2 separate regions of the Homo sapiens genome follow, and region 2 is linked to region 1. Evidence: read pairs that join two places in POLR2A ChIA-PET (ENCODE). Cell type or tissue: HepG2. All regions are shown on one strand. Links, peaks and the distances in the headings refer to the core of each region. The heading gives the core; the rest is flanking DNA.

Region 1 (12,217 bases), core at 2,098-10,097:
GCCTCCTCTTCCCCAGCTCCAGAACAACTGGGTGAGCCCAGCAGAGATGCCAGCTCCGGCCAGGTTGTCTCTGCAGCTGAAGAATGGGGACGCTAGCTGTGGCTCCCAAAAACCCACGAACCCAACATGAGTGCCCGCCCCACGGACCCAACTGAGTACCTGCCCCACGGACCGAGCCTCAGCCAGGCCCAGCAGGACTTGTGAGGATTCTTTCCAGCTGTGCTCAAGTTACTCCTCCCAACGTACATGGGGGAGACAGATCCGAGAGGTTAAGCAACTGGCCCAAGGGTAGGCAGTGGGTGGGTGGGTTTGAACCAGAGCCCCAGGGCTCTTCTGAGCTGAGGTGGGAGGCAGCGGCTGGTGGCCCCGTGGCTGACTCTTCCTGCTCTGACCTCAGTTTCCCCATCTCTAGACGGGTCTCCTGAGGAGGGGGCGGGACCTAGGCCGCATGGGTGAGCCCAGCCAGGGGAATGGGGCCGCCACTACAGGCACAGCACTGGGACAAGGACTAATTTATTCAGGCAAACAAGACTGCACACGCCATTTCCAGAACAAACACGCTGTGCTGGGATTCAATTTCACCCCCAGGCATCTGCGAGGAACCAAATGAGAAGTTCCAGCCATTGCATATTTATATGATTGAAAGGTCCACATGGGTCTTAAAGCCCTCCGATTACACCCCATGGGGATGGAAGCAGTGGGGGACCGAGGACCAGGCAGAGCTTGGCGCTGCTGGCTGAGCCAACCCCACAGAGTGGGGAACCTGGCTGAGGGGAGCCCGGTGGGTCTGGCCAGGGTCCAGGGCCTTTTGGGGGTGCCTGGGGAGGGAGAGCTGGGGTTTGGAATCCACAGGCCTGGGGCCAAGTCCTGCCTCTGCCCAGCTTGCCAGCGGTTGTGTGTGCTCTGAGCCTCAGTTTACCCATATGGAGAAGGGGGTGCCAGCATGACGTTCCCTCGGGCTCGTGCCGTGAGGTTAGGGGGTGTGTCTGCCGGTGCAGCCAGCACTATTCTCTCTCTCCTAGCTGCCCAGATGGGCTGAGAAGCTGCACCAGGTGGGCATCCTAAGGCCTGGGGCCCAGCCCAGGGCTGCCCCCTGGGACTTGGCCTTCACCCCTGGGCTCTGGCTCTGCCCCCGAGGCCCCAGAGGCCCCTGTCGCCTCCCTCAACAACGTGGCCAACAGTGCCCAGCGCAGGAACCGTGGCCCCCTCCGTGACGCGCGTGTGGCAGCAAGCCGGTAGAGGAGCGTCTGCTCCCATCCCACAGGCCCAGAGACTCCAGCAAGCAGCTGGGGGTCACATAGCAGGGAGGGCAGTTGCTCCCGAGACCAGACCCTGAAGCTGCTCTCTGACAGAGGATCCAAGGCTACACCCAGGGTCTTCTGCCTCCTGAACCCACTCTGCTCAGTCGCCCGCCTCCCTGGGCCTGTTTCTCCACCTGCTCCTGAACCCACTCTGCTCAGCCGCCCGCCTCCCCAGGCCTGTTTCTCCACCTGAGCCCTGGCCCTGGCAGGCTGGCTCACAGCTCTGACTTGAGGAGGCAGGTGAAGGCGTCACCCTGTGAGTCTGCGGACGTCCGGGAACCGGGGCCCCTCCTGCACACAGCTGGCCTTCCCGCCTTCCAGGGGCCAGCCTCCCTGTGTGCCTAATGGCTGGTAGTCTCGGGAGTGCAAAGTCCAGCCACCCCAGATGGTGGGCTCTGTGGTTGGTGCCCACCGTGGGGTCACCCCAGCACCCACTTATCTAATCGGCCCCATCGCTCCGCCCGGCCCCGCCCTGTGGCTCCCATAGGCCAGCTGGGTCCAGCTTTGTTGGGAGCGGCCCTGTCTCAGGGATCATGCTGTTTGCTTTTGATAAAAGTCACAAAAAAGGAAAGAAAAAGGAGTGAGGGGGAGGGAAGGAAAAACCCCAGGCTGACGGGGTTCTGGAAGCCTCTGTGGGTCAGCGGACTGGCGGTGAGGCTGGTGCACAGACCACGTGGGCCCCGAGAACACCAGCTTCCAACACATCCTGTACAGACACAGAAACCGAGGCCAGAGGGGCGAGCGGCTCCCCAGGGTCACACGGGAGGCAGACCGGGGTGGCCAGGGGTCAGCTGCGTGGGGCGGGGCAAGCCGGCCCCTCTGTCCACGATGACGCGCCGCGTGCGGATTCGCTTGCTGATCACCTGTGCTTGGTTCCCACGCAGGCAAACCCCGCGGGGCCCCTGAGGACCTGGAGCCCATTTAACAGGGGGTGAGGTGACCTGCCCAAGGTCACCGGCTCCAAAGTCAGACCCTCCTGGGGGGAAAAGCCCGTAATCTGGGTGGCAGCTGAGGCCCCAGGACAGAGAGAGGCGACAGAAGGGGAGGGGGGAGGCTAAGTAGCTCCTCCCCCACCCCGTGACCTCCGCGCAAACTCTGTGTCCCCTCTGCAGCCTCAGTAGCAGGCCCTGGCTCTGTGTGCTGCAGCCACCTACGGGAGGCAGAGCCCTGGTTCCCAGGATTCACCAACCAGGGCCCACGGCAGGCACCGAAGGCCACATCTGGGAGAGGTTCAGAGTGAGCGTCGGGATGGGCCTGTGCCCAGGAGAGACCAGGGGAACCCACGTGGAGCCCAAGGCCTGTGGTTGGACTCTGTGGCCTGCTCTGCAGCCACGGAAGCCTCTTGGGCAGTAGAAAGGGTGGTCCTGTGTGGATGTCATGGCCTCCTTCACATGTGATCCTCCCAAGATCTGGCTGGGAACAAACCCAAGCCTGGTGAGAAATGCATGGGGGACGAGGCTGGGGGTCCAACAACTTCTTTTCTTTCTTTTTTTTTGAGACAGAATCTTGCACTGTCACCCAGCCTGGAGTGCAGCGGTGCAATCTCGGCTCACTGCAGCCTCCGCCTCCCGGGTTCAAGCGATTCTCCCATCTCAGCCTCCTGAGTAGCTGGGAGTACAGGTGCGCGCCACCGCACCCGGTTAATTTTTGTATTTTTAGTAAAGAAGGGGTTTCGCCATGTTGGCCAGGCGTGTCTTGAACTCCTGACCTCAAATGATCTGCCCACCTCAGCCTCCCCAAGTGCTGGGATTACAGGTGTGAGCCACCGTGCCCGGCCCACCAGCAACTTCTTCACACATCCTCGACCCACTGGGCCCCTTCCTGTGATCCCCTTTTTAGGTTCCTGTTTACAGATGGGGCAACCAAGGCCCAGAGGAGGGAGTGGCTGCTGGAGGCCCCCGAGTGGAGCCCAGGATGGCCTGGGGAAGGGTATCCTCCCAGGAGGGCTGTGGGGCTGGGCCCATCTGCAGAGGGGCCTCACAAGGGTCCCTTGTGAGCATCCGAATGCCTGGGTGCATGGGTGAGGTCAGGGTACACTGGGCAGCTGGCTCTCTGCAGGGGGCCTTTCCCACAGCCATGCGGGCCCCTCAGGGCTGCCACTTCTCCCCGAGGCCCACATCTGCCGGAGCTGGATGGCATCTCCCATGGGGGCTGGTGTTCTCAGGCCTGTAGAATCCACAAGACCCAACCCAGGCTATGGACAGTGGCTGAGCACCGTCCTCTGAGTCATACCCCGTCCAGCCAACCTGCCAGGGCATGGAGAAGGCTGACACACCCAGGCAGCCCAGGTCTAGGACCAGGAGACCAGAGCCATGGGGCACTAGTCAGTCAGTGTGTTCCCTGGATCAAGCCACACCTGAATGCCAAGTCAAGAAACATAAAGGGACCCAGGCTTGACTCCAGCCCTGGCTGGGTCACTGATGGCCATGGCACCTCTGGGCAGACCTCAGCTTCCCATCTCTGAGCTCTGGAGGCGGGGACATGGTGCTGAGGGGGTGAGGCCAAGAGCTCGGGGGATGATGGGGACCGTTTCTCCTGCTCTCGTCTGTGAAAAGCAAGGCCTGAGAAGCTGGGGGCCACGTCGGAGGTTACACAGCCAGCAAGTGGCATGGGAGAGTCGAGCCCAGGTCCTCTGATCGCAAACCCATGTCTGCAGCCCAGGCCATACCCCCACTTGCAGTGAATCCCACCCCTTGGGTAGTGGGCCCTCCGTGAAGCCCCTTCCCCGTTCACAGATAGGAGTCGCCGAGCGGAGCAGGCAGAAGGCCACCTGGAAAGGCCAGCAGGACCGTAGCCCTCACTCGCAGCAGTGGCCCCGGCTGTGGCACTCGGGACAGCCGAGATGGAAGGAACAACGTGACATGCGCTAGCGAGAAGGGAGACGGAGCCGCAGGCGGATGAGACGCGGGTGACGGGAGCCATGGATGCACCAGAGCTTGGAGACAAAGCCACTCGAGGGCTCTGCAGATTAGCCTGGCTTCTGGGGGCCTGATGAGGGCTCCCACCCTGCCTCCTCCTGGGTCCCCCCAGCGCCCCTCAGAGGGTCCAGGTCCTTGCAGGAGGGCTGGGTCTGGGAGAGGCGCAGAGGAGCCTGGGAGCTGCACACCCAGGATGGGTAGAGAAATGGATCAGCTTTGCTGTTGAAAAACCAGATGTCACATACGTCTGGGCCCTCTGGCCACACTGGGGAAATGGCTCTGCTCCTCAGAGCTGTGCCCCGTGCACACCCAGTGATGGCCACCACTCTGCGGACGCACACTCAGTGCACAACCTGCCCTGCCCGCCCGCCCCCATTCAGTCCTTTCTGGATTATTCTGTGTTATTGTGTGCCCAGCATTGCAGTTAAGCCCCAGCACAAGACCTGAGTCTATTTCACTGAGGGGAAACAAAGGAGGGGCCTGCCTAAGGCCCCCCAGCGCCCTGCCCTAGAAGACCCCAGGCCCATCACCTCCTGGGAGGGTTCCAGCTCCTCTACCCTGGTCCCCCTGCCCTGGTGCCCCCCCACCCCTGCCCTGGTCTCCCTGCCCCCTGACCCTGGTGCCCCCCAACCCTACCCTGGTCTCCCTGCCCCTGCCCCTGGTCTCCCCACCTCCTGCCCTGGTCTCCTCTGCCTTCTGCCTGGCATGGCCCCTGTTGGCCTCCTGGCCATGATGCCTGGCCTCTGCTGGGCCACAAACCTCAGAGCACCCTGGAGGCCAGTGGAGAGCCCAGGGTGGGGTTGGCCTAGAGCCCCAGGCCTCCTGGATGAGGGTTTTCTTCTCACCCCAGGCCAGAGGTTAACAAAGGGCTTCGAACCACAGAACCTGCCTTCCTGAGACCCTCAGACCCTGCACTCACTGTGGATGGCTGTGGGGGGCTGGGGGTGCGGGGGGTGCCTGTCCTTGGGGTGAGCACGTGGTTGGAAAGCCCCATGGGGGGGCCCTGCCGGCGGCTGCACCTGCCGAGGCTCTCTCTCTGCTAGAGGTGGGCCTCGTGCCCTATGTGCCCATCCTCCAAGCACCCGCCCACCAGCACGGTGGTCTCCTTGCCAAGATGTGCTCAGGACCCACATCGCAGGGGGCCTGGGTGGGGTCAGCAGACAGGCGGCATGGGCTGCGTTCCCGGGAGCTGACGGCAGGGGGTGCTGGCTCCAGGGAATGGTAGATGCCAGGTATGGTGATGCCTCAGGGCCAGCCCACATGGCACCGTGCCAGGACCCCAGGAAGCCGTCGTGCGGAGGGCGATGCCGGCCCCTCCCACCTCCTCCCTGCCTCCCAGGTCCCCAGAGTGCTCACCACCTCCTGAGGGCACCAGGGGGCAGAGGTCTTGATTTCATTAACTCTGTCTTCCTGCTGGACTGTCAGCCCCTCAGGGCCGGCTGTTGAACGGCTGTGTCCCCAAGGCACTGGGACACCGTGGACCTGAGTGCCTGTGTTTGGAGGAGGAGGGCACCACCGCCTGGGAGAAGACCCAGCCAGAGGACCCTGGGGAGGGACTGGCCTCCTCGCCGAGGCCCTAGCTGGCTCTGGGCTGCCCTTCCACAAACGGGCAGTAAGGAGCAGCAGGCTCAGGGGCCATGGCTTGGCTTGGCCAAGCCTGGGCCTGGCGTCCACTGTAGAGCAGCTGCGTCAGCCACCGGGCGAGGGAGAGGCAGGAAGGGCCGGCCCCAGGTGCTGCAGCCCCCAGCCTCGCCCCGCCCACCCGCCAGCTGGTGCCTGTGAACTTGTCTTCCTATCGCCTGGAACATCGCTGCAATTATTGATTTTTTGACACAGAACAACAGCCCATCTTTATCGGGCTGAACCCTGGCCCCAGCTAATGGCAGAGCTGGGACCGCCTGGGAATAGCAAGGAGGGCAGGGTGGGGCCCAGCTCTCCTGCAGGGACCTGGGGGCCCTCGCACCTGCAGGCCCAGTGGCCTGTCCTGGGGAGGGGGTGTCTCTAAGGGAAAGGGCAAGGCCCTGGCCCCACAGGGGCAGTGGGGCAGTGCTCAGGCCCAGAACTGCCCTTTCAGAGGCCTTGAGGACAGCTCGGAGCCAGGTCTTGCCTGTCTGAACCCCTTCCATGGTGCTCTCTGGGGACTGTGGTCTCAGACACCACTACCTTGGCCCCGTCTGGGGCAGCTGGACTGGCAGGCAGAGCGCCACGGTACACAGGGGGGCCATGTCCCTCCATGTACCCTTAAGGGGTCTGTGCACGGGGCCCAGCGAGGTGCTCTTTCTCCATGCACCCTGGGCGGTGTCTCTGCCACTCTGCGGCACCTCGCCAGGGCTGAGGAGTCTGAAAGCCACAGCCTCATGTCACCTCCAAGCTGGGAGATTGGCGGCCTCTCTGGGCTTCTGGAAGGCTAAACACCCTGGGTCCTGGGCCTTGGTCTTCCCGCCTGGGAAGTGGGGAGAGGGAGCTGATTTGCCTCCAGGTCCTAGTAGTCTGGTCTTTGGGGACCCTGAGGCCTGAGAACTGGGGTGGGGGTCCCTGGCTCTCCCCAGCCTTGCCTTGTCCTATTGGTGGCTGAAAACAGGATGTCAGATAAGCTGTTTGCACAGAACATATTTTCTTTACCTTATCTGTGTCCTATCGGCCTGGGCGCCCTGGCCTCTGCCCCGTTTTTCCAGGGTCTGGATGCCGCTGAGGGCCCTTTCTTCCTACCAGGTCCCTGCTCAGCCTGTTCATTTGCCCCCTGGGGACTCTGTCTGTGCTTCATAAATGGGAGAGGGTGAGTGAGGGCCCAGGGTACTGCCTCAGCCCTGGGCGAGACCATCTACCCAGCCTGGCAGGCACCCACCCCCACTGAGGGCAGCCATGGACACCCAGGCAGGTGCTGGTGAGGACGCTGGTACCCACCGAGAGTGTCAGGACACTGCTACCCCCAAGAATGGAAAAGTCCCTTCCAGAAAAGGCTGCTGCCCTGAGCCCTCACTGACCCTTCAGGCTCGTCACCTCCACAGAGGAGGTGCTAACCAGGGGGAGACTGAGGCCTCGGGAGCCCAAGATCTGCCTGGCAGCCCGAGGCGCTAACTGGGGTACAGGGCCTGTGCCCCGGGGTGAGCCCAGCCCCATGTGAGTCCCGGAGGCAGAAGGTGCTTCCGTGAACTGTGAATGTGTCTCCTCTTCTAAAAGTCACGTGTGATTTTATGGGAAGCCACAGAGGGTGCTGCCATGGCACCGATCACCCCAACACAGATGAGAAGACCGAGGTCAGAGAGGACCTGGCTCCACAGAGAGGCAGCTGGCTGTGAGTCAGATGCAGGCCAGGCAGAGGGTGGGAAAGACCAGGAAGCAGGAGGAGCCCTGGAGGCAGAACAGGCCGGCCCCTCCCCAGACACAGATCCCTCCACTCAGGAACCGTGGGCCCCCCAGACACAGATCCCTCCACTCCGGAACCGTGGGCCCCCCAGACACAGATCCCTGCACTCAGGAACCGTGGCCCCCCAGACACAGATCCCTCCACTCAGGAACCGTGGGCCCCCCAGACACAGATCCCTCCACTCAGGAACCGTGGGCCCCTCCCCAGACACAGATCCCTCCACTCAGGAACCGTGGGCCCCCCAGACACAGATCCCTCCACTCAGGAACCGTGGGCCCCTCCCCAGACACAGATCCCTCCACTCAGGAACCGTGGCCCCCCAGACACAGCTCCCTCCCCTGTGCCGCTGCTCAGGACCCACGGGGGTCCCCACTGGCCCCTGAATCAAGCACTGTGCTACAGTGGGGGTTCCTGTCCCAGGGGCGCCGTGCTCATCCACCCACCCTGCCCCGCGGAGCAGCGCCCCTGCCACCTCCCACCTGCCGAAGAGACCGCACACAGCCTTCCAGCCCTGAGGGGCCTTCATGGCTGGTGGGGTTGGAGGAACGACAGCTAAAGGCGGGTGGGGGTGGCGAGCGCTCTGAGGGCAGCCCCGGATCTGCCGTCCGGCCACCGTGTGTGCAGAGACCCACAAACGGGCATCCACGTGGCCTCTGCTGCCCTTAGAACATCCTTCTCTGGAAGAAACGTGGCAAGACAGCAAAAATTTAAAAAAATAAATGGCTTGCCATCTTTGACATGCTGACCTGAGCCCGCCCATGCCGGGATGATTTTTCTGGGATAAATTCCCAGGAGCCAACTGCTGAGTCAAGGGAAGCAGCAGCTGCTGGCGCTGGGGCAGCCCGGACCGGGTGGCTCCGACCTGCGAGGTGGGGACCCTCGGCTAGGGGGGGTCACCAAGGCCACTGCCTCCAGCAGCACTGGACGGGAAGGGACAGTGGGGCTCTGGGAGGCTGGGGACAAGCCCAAGACCTACAGTGACTCCAGGGTGGATCCAGATGGGAACCTGGGGCCAAAGACCCTGTCCATGGCCCCGGGCGGCCCACAGGGCACAGGGACGGGGTTGGGGGACATGGAGGGGCAAGCACAGAGGCGTCAGGCCTATGGGGCAGAGGTGGGTCCTGAGTGCCCGGCGCCCGGGCCCCTGGGCAGGGCGGGAGAGGGCGGGGGGCCGGGGTGGGAGGCACCCTCACGAGACGCAATAAACCCGAGATAGCATCTTGCCGCATCTCAGGCCCTGCTCGGCCCTTTCGGGCAGGATATGACCAGCCCTCGAGCCGATGGCGGCCCCTTTGTCCCATCTCCGGGGACCGATCTTATCAGCTGCGTCCACGGCCGCTGTAATGGAAAAGCGCAGTGAGGAAATAAAAAGTTACACGCAGAGAAGGAGGAGAGATAAATAAATAAATAAATAAATAAATAAATAAATAAATAAATAAATGGGGGGGGGCGGGTGGAGCCGCGTCGGGGGTGGAGGAGCTACTAGGAGTGTTAAACCATGGGTTGGGGCGTTTGCAGGGCTGGGGTCAGGAGGTCAGGGCTCACCGGCCTGGTCTCCACCTCGGATGAACCACGTGAACTCACTGGGCCTCAGTTTGCTCATCGGCCCAGGAGCCCCCTCGCGGGCTGGGGTTGATCCCATGGCAAACAGCAGTGGCAGGAGGGCCCTGCACCCACGCCCACTACCTCCATCACCAGCACCAGCGGCAGGGCCCTGCACCCATGCCCGCTATCTCCATTATCATCAGCACCAGCGGGAGGGCCCGGCACCCACACCCGTTACCTCCATCATCAAGAGCACCTGCGGGAGAGGCCCTGCACCCACACCCGCTATCTCTATCATCACCAGCACCTGCGCGATGGCCCACGCACCCAGGCCCACTATCTCCATCATCACCAGTACCTGCGGGAGAGCCCATGCACCCACACCCGCTATCTCCATCATCACCAGCACCTGCGGGATGGCCCACGCACCCATGTCTGCTATCTCTATCATCACCAGCACCTGCGGGAGGGCCCACGCACCCATGTCTGCTATCTCTATCATCACCAGCACCTGCGGGATGGCCCCCGCATCCATGTCTGCTATCTCCATCATCACCAGCACCTGCGGGAGGGCCCCGCACCCATGTCTGCTATCTCCATCATCACCAGCACCTGCGGGAGGGCCCCGCACCCATGTCTGCTATCTCCATCATCACCAGCACCTGCGGGAGGGCCCCCGCACCCAGGCCCACTATCTCCATCATCACCAGTACCTGCGGGAGAGCCCATGCACCCACACCCGCTATCTCCATCATCACCAGCACCTGCGGGAGGGCCCCCGCACCCATGTCTGCTATCTCCATCATCACCAGCACCTGCGGGATGGCCCCCGCATCCATGTCTGCTATCTCCATCATCACCAGCACCTGCGGGAGGGCCCCCGCATCCATGACCGCTACCTCCATCACCAGCAGTGGTGTCTCAGTTTCCCTCCTGGGCAGGAGGAGGTGGAGAAGTCAGGCCAGTGTGGGGAGGGGCCAGCCTTAGAGACCCTGACATATCCCCAGCCAAGGCTGCACCCCCACAGGGAGGGCCCGCTGTACCTGTCGGTCAGGTGAGGACACCGAGGTGCCGTCTAGGGACCCAGCACTGTGCCCAGGACCTGGCTCAGCCCAGGGTGGCCAAGATCCGAGCTGACCACGCAGACTTGCTGGGAAAGAGAAACTGTGGGCCCTGCCCTGCCCCAGCAGCCCCAGGGAGCCTGAACTGTCCTGTCCACGTCTCACAGATGAGGACCCTGAGCCCAGAACAGGGCACAACAGGCCCCAGGTCTGCGGTGAGAGAGGTGACACCTGGAAGCTGAGTCTGCCGTTGTGCCAGCGGGAGGGTTGGTGCCAGTAACGGCAACAGCACTGCTGGCAGCAACAGTCCTAGCAAGGTGACAGAATGACCCAGAGTGACAGCGACAGCACCAGCAAGGTGACAGCGGCCAGGCCAGCAGCAGCACTCTCTAATAGCGCTGTTTCTGTGCTAGTGACAGTCACGGTGCCCACGCTGGTGGTGACACGGGTGTAGTGGTGGGAACAAGGGCAGCTGGGGCAGCAGCTGCCAGCGACACGCTTGTGGCTTGCCCAGCGCCTGCCCACTGTCCCAAGGGTCCTCCCAAGAGCGCCCTGTGGCCGTCTTCCTGACGAGGCCACCAGCTCATGGGGGGAGCTGGCTGTGTCCCCGGCCATGCGGCAGGCCCAGGAGGGGCAAGGAGGGAAGCTTCTGGGCAGTAGCCGGGGCTCCAGGGGCTCGCCCAGGTGACTCTGGTGGGCCTGCCCCCGAGATGTCTGGGAGGGGCCGGTAGGGCAACGGCGGGGCCTGGGTGGGGGCTGGTGGTGGGGGATGGCCGGGGCAGGAAGCCGGGTGGGAGGGCGGAGGAGGAAGCCAGCTTGATTAGCGCCTGCGGCCGAGATAGGCTGCCCTGGCCACAGATAGCCTCTCCCGGAAGGTGGTGAGGCCAGAGGGCAGCACGGCAGGCAGCCAGGCCCGGCCCCCGCCCCCCAACCACCAGGATGGCTGGAGACCCAGGGCTCCGGCTGCGCTCCTCATGGGGCATCCACTGTCCGCTCACCCTCTGCTGGCATGGGGCCGAGGAGGGGCCGGGGAGCCCACGGGACTTGGGGGCTGGACCCGGAGAGGCTGGATGGGTGGGCCTGGGCCCTTCCCTGGGAGGCAGGCCTGTGGGCTCTGTGCCCACTCGGCCCCTCCCCAGCATGGGGGTGGGGTGGCTACCTCACCTCTCCTGGCCTCAGTTTCCCATCTGTGAATGGGGACACTGCCCACTTCAGCCAAGCCCTTTCTCAGATCTCCCTCTGTCTGCCCCTGAGCCGTCCTCCACCCAGCCAGCGGGATTCAGGGGCCACCCAGGTGGGGTCCCCCACACTGCACGCAGACCTGCTCCGTGTCCAGCCTGCTAGGCACCAGGCTCCGCCCTGTCCACGTGCGCGGTCCTGCCTGCCCCCTGGCCCCTTCGCTGCTCCCAAAGTCAGCTGGGCCGGCCCCACCCCAGGCCTCTGTACCCGGCTTCCTCTGCCCTGGCCTGCGTCTCCCACCCGCTGCGCGGCCCCCACGACTGCTCTCTTCTCCTCCGCGGCTGCTCTGGAGGAGGTCTGTTTTCCTCACGCTGCATCCCCCTGTCTATCACAGGGCTGGCACATAGCTTGTGCTCAATAAATGGAAGTACAAGGGAGTGAGTGAGTGCCGGCTCTGCCTGCGATTTCGGGACTTCGAGGCCCAGGTGACTTTCCCGGGGTGGAGGCTGAAGTCAGGGCCAGGTTCAGGAGGCGGCTTCTGTATGGCCAGGGCTGGGGTGGGTGCGGGAGGTCAGCCAGGCCCCAGGGTGCCGGCAGCCTGGTCATGGGGGAGCCACGGGGGCCGTTGGGGAGCTGGGGATGAAGGAAGGGGAGCCGGCCTCGGGGGCTGCAGATGGCTCTGGCCCCAAGCTCAACCCTGTCCAGGGGCTCCGCCCACAGGGCCTTGCGTGGAGAGGCAGGCCTGGGGTCTGGTGGTGCAGGCAGGACCCGGGTGCAGCCCCCACCCAGGCCTGGGGCCAGTGCTTGGGAGAGGGGAGGGAAGGGTGTCATGGGAAGGCTCAGGGC
Region 2 (12,217 bases), core at 1,857-9,856, 570 kb after region 1:
CATCATGACTCTGCATGAGAAATTTTCAACTCTGGCAGAAAATTACAGACTATACGGTGTTTTCTGTGGGAGGTAGAAACTAAGAAATTAGGAAGTGTTGGGTTGGATACATATAAGACATTTTGGCCCAGAATACAAGGTGAGCAGGTGAGAGCACAATCCCTTGCCTGAGTAACTTGGCACATCTATCAGCAGTTCAGTGGATTTACCCTTTGACCTATGTATGTCAAACCTAGGAATTCTATTCAAGGATATTCAGTGCAGTGTTAATTTTTTTGTTTGTTTGATTTTTGTTTTTCAGGGTTTTTTTTTTTTTTTTGAGACGGAGTCTTGCTCTGTTGCCCAGGCTAGAGTGCAATGGTGCAATCTCGGCTCACTGCAACCTCCGCCTCCCGGGTTCAAGCTATTCTAATGTCTCAACCTCCCGAGTAGCTGAGATTACAGGTGCCACCACTGCGCCCGGCTAATTTTTGTATTTTTAGTAGAGACGGGTTTTCGCCGTGTTGGTCAGGTTGATCTCGAACTCCCAAACTCAGGTGATCCGCCTGCCTCAGCCTCCCAAAGGGCTGGGATTACAGGCGTGAGCCACTGCACCTGGCCAAGTGCAATGTTAATTATAAGACCAAAAAAAAAAAAACCATAAAAACTAGAAAAACAGCTTGGCACAATGGCTCACACCTGCAATCCCAGCACTTTGGGAGGCCGAGGCGGGCAGATCACTTGAGGCTAGGGGTTCGAGACCAGCCTGGGCAACATGGTGAAACCCCATCTCTACCAAAAATACAAAAATGAGCCAGGTATGGTGGGCAATGCCTGTAATCCCAGCTACTTGGGAGACTGAGGCAGGAGAATCACTTGAGCCTGGGAGGCCGAGGTTGCAGTGAGCCTAGATCGCACCACTATACTCCAGCCTGGGCGACAGAACAAGACTGTCTCAAAAAAAAAAAAAAAAGGAAAAACACTGTAAGATAATTAATTTAATAAATTATGAGATATATATATATTTATTTTTATTTTTATTTTTTTGAGACAGAGTCTTGCTCTGTCACCCTGGCTGGAGTGCAGTGGCACGATCTCAGTTCACTGCAACCTCTGCCTCCCAGGCTCAAGTGATTCTCCTGCCTCAGCCTTCCAAGTAGCTGGGATTACAGGCGTGCGCCACCACACCCGGCTCATTCTTCTATTTTTAGTAGAGACGGGGGTTTCACCATGTTGGCCAGGCTGGTCTTGAACACCTGACCTCAAGTGATCCACCCGTCTTGGCCTCCCAAAGTGCTGGGATTACAAGCGTGAGCCACCACACCCAGCTGGTACTTATTTTAGTGGAACATTCTGTAGTTATTTCTTTAAAAGAAGAGCTATGTACACCATCTATAAGAGAGGTAATTTAATAAATTATGGTAATATGTCAGTGGAATATTTTGTAGTTATTTCTTTAAAAGAAGGGAAGAGCTATATACACTGATATAAAAATTATTCCGGATAAATTAGTAGGTGGCATATATATGTGTTTCTATAAGTACATATCCTCTATACATAATTATTTCCTGTATTTAAAAAGAGAATACATATGTAAGAGATTTCTGATATGGAAATTCCCAAAAAGAACCATAAGAAACTGCTAACCGGCCGGGCACGGTGGCTCACACCTGTAATCCCAGCACTTTGGGAGGCCGAGGCGGGCGGATCACGAGGTCAGGAGATCGAGACCATCATGGCCGACATGGTGAAACCCCGTCTCTACTAAAAATACAAAAAATTAGCCGAGCATGGTGGCGGGCGCCTGTAATCCCAGCTACTCGGGAGGCTGAGGCAGGAGAATGGCATGAACCCAAGAGGCGGAGCTTGCAGTGAGCCGGGATAGCGCCACTGCAGTCCAGCTTGGGCGAAAGAGTGAGACTCCGTCTCAAAAAAAAAAAAAAAAAAAAAAAAAAAAAGATATTTATTATTTAGGTGCACCGGCCCAGTCGGATTAACATCCAAAGGACTGAGCCCTGAACAAAGAGCTTAAGTTACCTTTTAAGCATTTCGTGGGGTGGAGGGAGATCTGTGTAGGGGGAAGCACGTTGCAGAAGCGAGAAACAAAGACAGTTATTCAATTAATTGAGACATGCGTTACATCATTTCTTACTTTTCAAGGAAAAACATGCGTTGCGACTTGAGTTTATCTGTTTATGACCTTGCAGCTGCACGGCTAGAGAAACAGGGTCTTCGCAATGCCTGGGAAAGGGAGAGAGAAGGCTCACTAGCCACAGAAAAACAGGCAGTTAATTTTAAAGGACTTCAGCACTTTCTCTTTCTCAGGGGGAATTGGGTTTTCTTACATACAACTGAGTTTCTGCTTACATATTCTTTAATTTGTTTTAATTCCTGTTCCACCTGGATGTGGGTGGCACCATCCAATCTGCTGGGACCCAGAGAGAACAAAAACAGAGAAAAGGTGAATGTGTCTGTCCATCTGCCGGACTGGGGCGTGCGCTTCCTCTCCTTCCCTTGGACAACGCCCAGCTCCCCGGCCATGGGACTCCAGGACTTACACCAATGCCACCCTCTGCCCCAGGGTTCTCAGGCCTTTGGCCTTGGACTGAGAGTTACACCCTCAGCTTCCCTGGTTCTGAGGCCTTCGGACTTGGACTGAGCCATGCTACCAGCACCCCAGGGTCTCCAGCTTGCAGTGGCCTGTCCTGGAACTTCTCAGCCTCCATAGTCATATGGGCCAATTCCCCTAATTAATGTCCTCTCATTCATCTATCTATCTATCTATCTATCTATCTATCGATCTACCTATCATTTATCTCTTTATTTCTATCTATCACCTACCTGAGGCGGGAGAATAGGGAATGAGGGTAACCCAGGTTTAAGGCAGAAGCAAAAGAGCAGCAGGAGCAGCCGGTTCCAGGCAAGATTGGGCGGCACACGGGCCACAGTCTCACTACTGCGGTAACAGAACAGAAGCCTCCACTTCTGCCTCTGATTGGTCAGGGGCCAATCCTTCATAGGATGTAACCAATTGGAGCCCTCTAAAGGGCACCTGGGGGTGTTACCAAATTCTTTTAGCTTAATAAAAACCCTGAAGAACATGGTAATCAGGGTTCTTGAGCCACTTGCTTGTTCTTTTCTTGCTTTGTTTGTGTGTTTTGCTCAATTCTTTAACACACCAAGAACCTGGACAACTCGAAGTTAAGACTTTCCATCTGGTAACATGTCTACCTGTCATCTATCATCTAGCTCTCATCTACCTACCATCTATCTACCTACCAATCATCTTTCTTCATCTATCCATTATCTACCATCTATCTACCTATCTATCTACCTATCTATTGTCTGTCATCTGTCTACCTATCTAGCTATCATCTCTCTCTAATCTATCATCTATCTATCTATCTATCATCTCTTTCTCTCTCTCTTTCTCTAATCTATCTATCTGTTTGTCTATCCCATTGGTTCTGTCTCTCTGGAGAACCCTGATTAATACACTGGGGCTGGTGATATTTTGTAAGTAAAGCAGAGTCCTGCCATGGGGCAGCAGGGAGATGAGGAAGACAGGGAGACCCCCAGCCCACGGGTACTGCTGCAACGCAGTCAACCTAAACTGGGCAGGCTGAAGAGGGCAGGACGGCTGAGGATGGCAGAGGACATGCCCCAGGAGCCTGTGGGGCATCATCGGCTGCCCAGGTGAGTGTACTCAGGAGATGCCCCTGCTCACATGGGGCTGGCAATGCCTGGGGTGGGAGCTTGGCCTGCAGCAATGAAAGTGCCGCTCTAAGGACATCACTTGTGTCAACAACAGCTCGACAGAGTGTTATCGTGTATGATGGAATCCTAGAATCTTCCCTACTTTACAGATGAGGAAATGGAGGCAAAAGCCAATGAATTAATGAGTGAATGAATGAATGAGTGAATGAGTGAATGAATGAGTGAATGAGTGAATGAGTGAGTGAATGAATAAGTGAGTGAATGAGTGAGTGAATGAATGAATGAATGAGTGAATGAATGATTGACTGAGTGAGAGAATGAATGAGTGAGTGAATGAATGAGTGAGTGAGTGAATGAGTGAGTGAGTCAATGAGTGAGTGAGTGAGTCAATGAATGAGTGAGTGGGTCAATGAATGAATGACAATGAATCAGACTTCCCAAGAGTGGGTGCATTTCCACCATGACTGTGTGGGAAGGAGAGAACATATCATCCAGACTTGGTTTTTGTTGCTCAAAACAAATGCAAGCAAACTCTTGGGCCCACCAGAGCAGTGGCCGAAAGCCGCAGACCCTATCCATTGTGTGGGGGATTTCAGTGGGATTCTTGGGCTTTCAGGAGCCTACAAGTGGACTCGCATTTCAACACCTGTGTTCTGTAGGGTTTTCTAGATCTAAGATTCCAGGATTCTATGAAAAGTTATGATAGCCCTGCCCCCTAAAAGATTGTAAGTTTAAACAACAACAAGAAGTCACAAACTGGTGCATCCCAATCCCATGGGTTCCATTTCACAGGTAAAAGGTGTCTGGGTGAATAAACTGCTGTGCCGCTCAAAGGACCCAAAGGAAGGTTCTTTGTGGGTTGGCGTCTGCAAATATCACCAGCTGCCTGGCTAGAGTGACCAGCTAACATACCCATGTGGACCCTGGGCATGAAGGGAGGTACCAGGCCAGGGGCAGTGGCTCATGCCTGTAATCCGAGCACTTTGGGAGGCCACTCTGGGAGGATTGCTTGAGCCCAGGAGTTCAAGACCAGCCTGGGCAACATGGCGAGAACCTGCCTCTACAAATAATTTTTAAAATTAGCTGGACATAATGGCATGCACCTATAGTCCCAGCTACTTGGGAGGCTGAGGAGGGAGGATCACTTGAGCCTGGGTGATTGAGACTGCAGTGAGCCATGATGGCACCACCGCACTCCACCTTGGGTGACAGAGCAAGACCTCACCTCAAAAAAAAAAAAAAAAAGAAAGAAAGAAAGAAAGAAAGAAAGAAAGAAAAGAAAAGAGGCTGGACGCAGTGGCTCATGCCTGTAATCCTAGCACTTTAGGAGGCCGAGGTGGGTGGATTGCCTGAGCTCAGGAGTTCGAGACCAGCTTGGGGAACACAGTGAAACCCCGTCTCTACTAAAAATACAAAAAATTGGCCGTTGTGGTGGTGTGTGCCTATAATCCCAGCTACTCAGGAGGCTGAGACAGGAGAATTGCTTAAACCTGGGAGGCAAAGGTTGCAGTGAGGCAGGATCACGCCATTGCACTCCAGCCTGGGCAACAGAGCGAGACTCCATCTCAAAAAAAGAAAGAAAGAAAAGAAAAGAAACGAAGAAAAGAGGCTGGGCGTAGTGGCTCACACTTGTAATCCCAGCACTTTGGGAGGCCGAGGCAGGCAGATCACCTGAGGTCAGGAGTTCAACACCAGCCTGGCCAACGTGGTGAAACCCCATCTCTACTAAAAATACAAAAAATTAGCTGGGCATGGTGGTGGGCGCCTGTAATCCCAGCTACTCAGGAGGCTGAGGCAGGAGAATTGCTTGAACCTGGGAGGCAGAGGTAGCAGTGAGCCGAGATCACGCCATTGCACTCTAGCCTGGGCAACAGAAGTGAAACTCTGTCTAAAAAAAAAAAGAAAAGGAAAGAAAGAAAGGTGGCCCTGTTAATGTTTATGCCAAGACAGCAGGCATGACCTGGAAGTGTCCGAAGCCACAGGGCATCTTGCTTCCGGGGAGGATGAATGAATCAAATCGCACCTATTTTAAGGCAAGCAAGGACTCCATGACTTCAGGAGCCCTGGTGGGTGGACAGAAGCTCCCTGCTCCCCTGGCCTGTCTACCCAGCAGCGCTTTGGCCAGTCCCATTCCTGTACTTCTGAGCCTGCCTGCCAGTCCCTCCTCACATGCACACCATGGCTTTGTGCCTGGTATTGAGTGTCCCGGAGCCCCAAACCACACGGTCAACCCCATGAAAGAAACAGGGACTCTGCTCTCATCCACTCGCCCCCGCCTCCCGCGTAATCCCCTGGTGCTCACGCAGCCCCACCGTACAGTTTTTCTAGCTCCCTGGCAGACTTGTGCTCCTGTTTGCCAGATCAAAGCCCAGTGACCTGAGTGGCCTGTCCCCAGCAGAGGCCACTAATCCCTGTGGACCCACCCTGTTGGGAAAGGCATGGGTTGAACTTTAACCATTAGGCTCAGGGGTTGGGATGAGTTTCTACAAAAAGAGGTGGGTACACGCCAGTCCACAGTGGTCCTGATCAAAGTGAGAACAGACAGCAGGGAACATCACCCTCTTCAGACTGGAGTCAGTGGGAACAGACCCAAGATGTTGGGGAGGAACACTTGGAAGACCTCAGCTTTCTCCTTCTTGGTTGAGCAGATGTGGGCCCCTCTCTGGAGTCGTTCGATGAGGCCAGGGCGATGGTGTTCTCAGCGTTCCTGTGCATGGCAAACCAGCAATAACACTTGTAAGTAGAGCCTCAAATTTCCTAAGATGCGACTGGATCCTTGTCTTAGCTGATGGGGTCTTTCGAGAGGAGAGAGGAGAGACCGTCCCGAGCCAGATGGGTTCAGATTTCCACTCCGTTTTTTTTTTTTTTTTTTTAAGATGGCGTCTCGCTCTGTGGCCCAGGCTGGAGTACAGTGGCGTGATCTCAGCTCACCACAACCTCCACTTCCCGGGTTCAAGCGATTCTCCTGCCTCAGCTTCCTGAGTAGCTGGGACTATAGGTGCATGCCACCACTCCTGGCTAATTTTTCGTATTTTTAGTAGAGACAGGGTTTCACTGTGTTAGCCAGGTTGGTCTCGAACTCCTAACCTCGCGATCCGCCTGTCTCAGCCTCCCAAAGTGCTGGGATTGCAGGCATCAGCCACGGCGCCCGGCCCTCTTTTTTCTTTTTTTGATGAAGTTTTGCTCTTTTGCCCAGGCTAGAGTGCAATGGCATGATCTCGGCTCACTGCAACCTCTGCCCTCCAGGTTCAAGTGATTCTCCTGCCTCAGCCTCCAAAGTAACTGGGACTACAGGCACCCGCCACTGCACCCAGCTAATTTTTTGTATTTTGGTAGAGATGGGGTTTCACCATGTTGGCCAGGCTGGTCTCGAACTCCTGACCTCAGGTGATCCACCCACCTTGGCCTCCCAAAGTGCTAGGATTACAGGCGTGAGCCACCGCGCCTGGCCACACTCCGTTTCTCTTGTATTTGGTGACCTTGGGTGAATCATTTAGCCTCCGTTTCAGGGGTCCTGGGGAGGGCAAGATGCTGGGAGCAGGCGGGTAGTCCGTGTTCGCACGGGACACACTGGCACGACTCACCATCCAGACCCGGCGGAATGGGCTGCACTAACCAGTCACGATCGCTCCTAAACTCTTCGGCAGAGAACGCTTTCAAGCAAACCTGTAACAAATAAACCACTCAGCCAGCTCTGCCAAGAAACTGCCCCGTGCCAGCCCCTCCTGGCTTCATGGTCAGTGCCTTGTGACCTTGAACGAGGCCCTTCCTCTTTCTGGGTCTCAGGTGCTTCCTCCGTAGAATGAGAGCCTGCTTTGGCAGCTGCCAAGTTCTCTTCTAACTGAAATCTTCCATGCATTCCATGTTTGGGCCATTGAAAGAGCATGGGCTTAGGAGCCAGACCCCAGGCATGCAGTCCGACTGACGCTTGCTGAGGTGGAGCCTCGGCAGGTCTTCACCCCCAAGCCTCTGTGTCCTTATCTCGAGATGGGGGTGGCCAGACTTTCTCTCCAGGGCCATGGAAGGATGACACGATGCGTGTAGAAAGCCTGGCCCACCCCAGACTCTGAGTGAGCTACACTCATTCCTCCTGTTGGGGTCCACACCTGTGGACTGGAGTGCAGTGGTGCGATCTCGGCTCACTGCAGCCTCTGCCTCCTGGGTTCAAGCGATCCTCTTGACTCAGCCTCCCAAGTAGCTGGGACTACAGGCGTGTGCCACCACGCCCAACTAATTTCTGTATTTTTAGTAGAGATAGGATTTCGCCATGTTGGCCAGGCTGGTCTCAAACTCCCGACCTCAGGTGGTCTACCTGCCTCGGCCTCCTAAAGTGCTGGGATTACAGGCGTGAGCCACTGCACCCACCCCCCTTTTTTATTCTTAGTACGACCGTCAAGAGCGCTAGCCTGCCTAGATTGGAATCTTGGCCCCACTGCTCTATGGCTGTTGCCCCTCTGTGACTTTCCTTTATTTTTTGAGACTAATTTCTGTCTTGTTGCCCAGGCTGGAGCGCAGTGGTGCGATCTCCAGCTCACCGCAACCCCCACCTCCCAGGTTCAAGCAATTCTCCTGCCTCAGCCTCCCGAGTAGCTGGAATTACAGGCATGCGCCACCACATCCGGCTAATTTTGTATTTTTAGTAGATACAGGGATTCTCCATGTTGCTCAGGGTGGTCTTGAACTCCCAGCCTCAGGTGATCTGCCCGCCTCAGCCTCCCAAAGTGCTGGGATTGCAGGCGTGAGCCACCACGCCCAGCTGTCCCCTCTGTGACTTTCTTAACTTCCCCCAGCCTTGGTTTTGTCGTCTGTAACAGGGGGTTGATAATGGTGCTTACGGCACAGTGTCGTTGGGAGAAGGGTCCGAGGTGGGGCCTGCAAAGGCTGGGGACAGCACATGGCTCCAGGAAGCCCTTGCTAGACGCCAGCTGCTGCTGTTGCTAACACAGGCAGCGGTGGGTGCCCTGTGTCTATTTAAGCATTTCCCTGTCAGTGGGCAGCAGGTAGCATTCCATTTCTTACTGTGGCAACATGTCCTCTTACATCGTGTGCTAGAGAGAGTCATATTCTGTATCGGCACCTAAATCCATTTACACCATGGTCCTCAACCTGTTCCCAGTGAACAGAGGGCTCTGCCAAATCATTTCAGAGTTCCACAAAGAGCAGAATATTCTGCCAAGCAGAGAAGATTGGAACATCATAAGGAATTCATCCTTCTATGTCGGTGTTTTATTTATGGGCATTCTGAAGATTATTTCACTTGGAAAAAGAATATTGTTACTAAAAATTATTGAAAAATCACTGGTGGTTTGGCCTTGAGAGAAAAGTCAAAGAGTTACAAAACGCTCAGTGATAATTTTAGAACCAGGCATGGGGGCTCACACCTGTAATCCCAGCACTGTTTTGGGAGGCTGATGTGGGAGGACAGCTCAAGCACAGGAGTTCAAGATCAGCCTGGGCAACATAGCAAGAACCCATCTCTAAAAAAAAAAAAAAATTAAAAAATTAACTGGACATGGTGGCACACACCTATCATCCCAGCTACTTGGGAGGCTGAGGCAGGAGGATCACTGACCCCAGGAATTTCAGGCTGCAGTGAGCCCTGATCAGGCCACTGCACTCCAGCCTGGGCTACACAGCAGGACCCTGTCTAAGAAAAAATAATTTTAGGGATCATTTAATGTTTTCTAGTCATGTTTCAGGGTGTGCACTGGCAGTGCCCATCTGTTCCTAAGTGTGTGATCAGCAACGTTACGTTGGTAACTTAAAATTGGCCATGGTGAAAGTATTTACACCACAGTCATTGGCAAACCCTAGAAATCAAAGATTCTAAATTCCTGGGAGAACGGCTTATTAAACCTCAACCAGCACACTGCTGCACATTTTTGGACATTTTACTGGCTATTTCCTGCTCAGGTGTGTGTGAGTCTTCTTGCATTTGGCTCCCCCCGGGCTGACCGTGGTTGGGCTGGGCTCCCCACTCTGGGTGGGTGCAGGCCTGCTCACTGCATCTCTCATCCTCCCTTCGCAGCCACCTGAGGCCTGTTCTTCTCACGGCGGAGGGCAGGCACTCACAGGGCGAGGCCAGCGGTGCCCATGTATTCCAAGCTACTGCTCACGTCATGTCTGCTAATGTCCCAGTGGTCAAAGCAGGTCACCAGGTGGCCAAGCCTAGTGACAATGGGGGAGGGGATAGCTCCTCCCATGGAGGTCAAGGGGGAAGGAATTTGAGATTTGCTGAACCACCATCAAACCTGGAGACTGAGAATGCATCGGGGAGATGGGGTCTCCTTCCAGACTGCGCCCGTGTGAATTAGGGGCAAATACTGGCCTCCTGGGGCAGGGGACTTGGCGTCTTTGATTCCATGTCCCCTGCACCTGGGCCAGGGCTTGACCCATAGGAGCAGCTCTGTAAATATTTGTTGACTGATTGAAAAAGAGGATAACATTTGTATTGCCTCCCATTGGAGCCCTACTGGAATTAGCACAGAACCTACGTTGCTGGGCACCAGGGTCGGCTGTGTGGAGATTGGAAGCCTATTCAGCATCCAGGTGGCGTCGCCTCCGTGCAGGTGGCAATGAGCCCTTTTGTTGGGTGACACACGCTGAGTTCAATGCGGGTGTTTCATTGTTGGTGGGCCCGTTGGTGCAGCTCAGCAAACAGAACCTAAAATTACCCGCTCTTCCCACAACCTGTGTCTCTGTGAGCCAGGGAAGCCTGCGTCTCTGGTCTAGATGAGCACCTCCTCTGTGGCATCAGTGGCTTTAGGGTTCTGTCTACATTCAGGTCTGTGTAGCCATGTTAAATGCCCCTTGCCCGGCAGGTAGGACTGGAGGCAGCGGCCGTGGGAGGGGGGGTAGAGTGCACTCAATCCTGCTTCCCGTTGGATGCAAGGGAGATTTGTGAGGCCTCAAAGGGGCTTTTTTTTTTCTTAGACGGAGTCTGCCTCTTGTTGCTCAGGCTGGCGTGCAATAGCGCAATCTCAGCTCACTGCAACCTCCACCTCCTGAGTTCAAGTGATTCTCCTGCCTCAGCCTCCCAAGTAGTTGAGTAGCTGGGATTACAGGCAGGCACGACCACGCCCAGCCTCAGAGAGGCTCTTTGGAGAGAACAGTCAATGGAAGTTCAGGGCTGCTGGTGTCGTTCTGAATTAAAGCAGATGCTGGGACAAAGGACACACAGACAGAGGCCCCTGTTGTGGCCGCCGGCTCCCGCGTCCATAGTTGTCTATCGCGTGAGAGAGAACAGAACGCATCTGCAGGATGCCGCAGGGCCCACTGTTTCCCAGCGCCGGCTTAGTCACTGCTTTCCGGCACTTAGCGAGTTCTGTGTGTGACCGCAGGGTTGTGCTGGGCTGTAAGGCAGGGGCAGGGAAATGCATCCTCCCCGTCTATCATGCGTGGGAAGGCACTCCAGGCCTTCCCCAGCGCCAGCGAGCTTATCTTCTCAGCAAAGCTGCTGTGATTCTACTCCCTTATTCTCCTTCCTGCAGATATAGAAACTGAGACTGGGAGAAGGTGGTAAATAATATGCCAGGTAACTCGGAGAGTGAGTGGGGAGAGCCGCCAGGGTTTTGGCCCACAGATGTGTCTTCCCCACTGCACAATGTGTAAAACTTAAAAAATTACTTGGCAAGGTCAGGCACAGTGGTTTATGCCTGTAATCCCAGCACTTTGGGAGGCCGAGGCAGGTGGATCACCCGAAGTCAGGAGTTCGAGAACAGCCTGGCCAACATGGTGAAACCCCGTCTCTACTAAAAATACAAAAAGTAGCCGGGCGTGGTGGTAGGCACCTGTAATCCCAGCTACTCGGGAGACTGAGGCAGGAGAATCACTTGAACCCGGGAGGCGGAGGTTGCAGTGAACTGAGATTACGCCACTGCACTCCAGCCCTGGCAACAGAGTGAGACTCAATCTCAAAAAAAAAAAAAAAAAATTACTTGACAACACCTGAACGTTGGGACACCCTACCTGAACATCTGTATTTCTATCTTCTCTTTAAAAATCCAGGCTGGGCGCAGTGGCTCACGCCTATAATCCCAGCACTTTGGGAGGCCGAGGCAGGCAGATCACAAGGTCAGGAGATCGAGACCATCCTAGCCAACACGGTGAAACCCCGTCTCTACTAAAAATACAAAAATTCCCCAGGCGTGGTGGCACATGCCTGTAACCCCAGCTACTTGGGAGGCTGAGGCAGGAGAATCGCCTGAACCAGGGAGTTGGAGCTTGCAGTGAGCTGAGATCGCGTCACTGCACTCCAGCCTGGGCCACAGAAGGAGACTCTGTCTCAAAAAAGAAAAAAAAAAAAAAAATAGATCCAAAGATCTGGCAGCAGAGGGCTCCCTCTCCTGCCCAGTGGGGTAGCAGCAGCCCCTCTCAGAACCACCCTGTGCTGTCCCCACGCCGCAGTCCCCACCGCTCTCTCCTCCCCACCCAGCCTGACAGGGAGGGCCCGTTGCCCACAGCAGCTTTACTCGTCAGCATCCTCTGCCCTCACAACACGTCCACTTTAATAGGGAAGCCA

What was found. ChIA-PET counts read pairs that join two places held together with the same protein. Peaks named below come from ENCODE experiments on the same cell type or tissue, not always from the same donor. Only the 100,000 strongest peaks of a DNase experiment are listed, where the experiment ranks them.
Region 2: POLR2A ChIA-PET joins it to region 1 with 5 read pairs; 2 of 35 experiments call an interaction of 5 or more read pairs at or near these places.

The regions. Positions count from the first base shown.
Region 1 is chr16:88,498,876-88,511,092 of GRCh38, reverse strand. The region is part of intron 3 of ZFPM1 (zinc finger protein, FOG family member 1); the gene reads right to left. It also overlaps LOC107984890. Among named protein-coding and RNA genes, the nearest start is that of ZFPM1-AS1, 26 kb to the left of the region's middle. RefSeq lists enhancers at 641-1,144, 2,155-2,660. In HepG2, for the core only: a CTCF peak has its summit at 5,436 (motif pointing right); DNase peaks (open chromatin) are centred at 2,372, 5,552, 6,032 and 6,842; H3K4me3 peaks cover 323 bases.
Region 2 is chr16:87,930,524-87,942,740 of GRCh38, reverse strand. It overlaps CA5A (carbonic anhydrase 5A), which reads left to right and starts at 6,212. Exons shown (of 7, transcript NM_001739.2): 1 at 6,212-6,432. The coding sequence starts at 6,291. In HepG2, for the core only: no CTCF peak of the experiment used is centred there; a DNase peak (open chromatin) is centred at 6,080; H3K4me3 peaks cover 3,434 bases.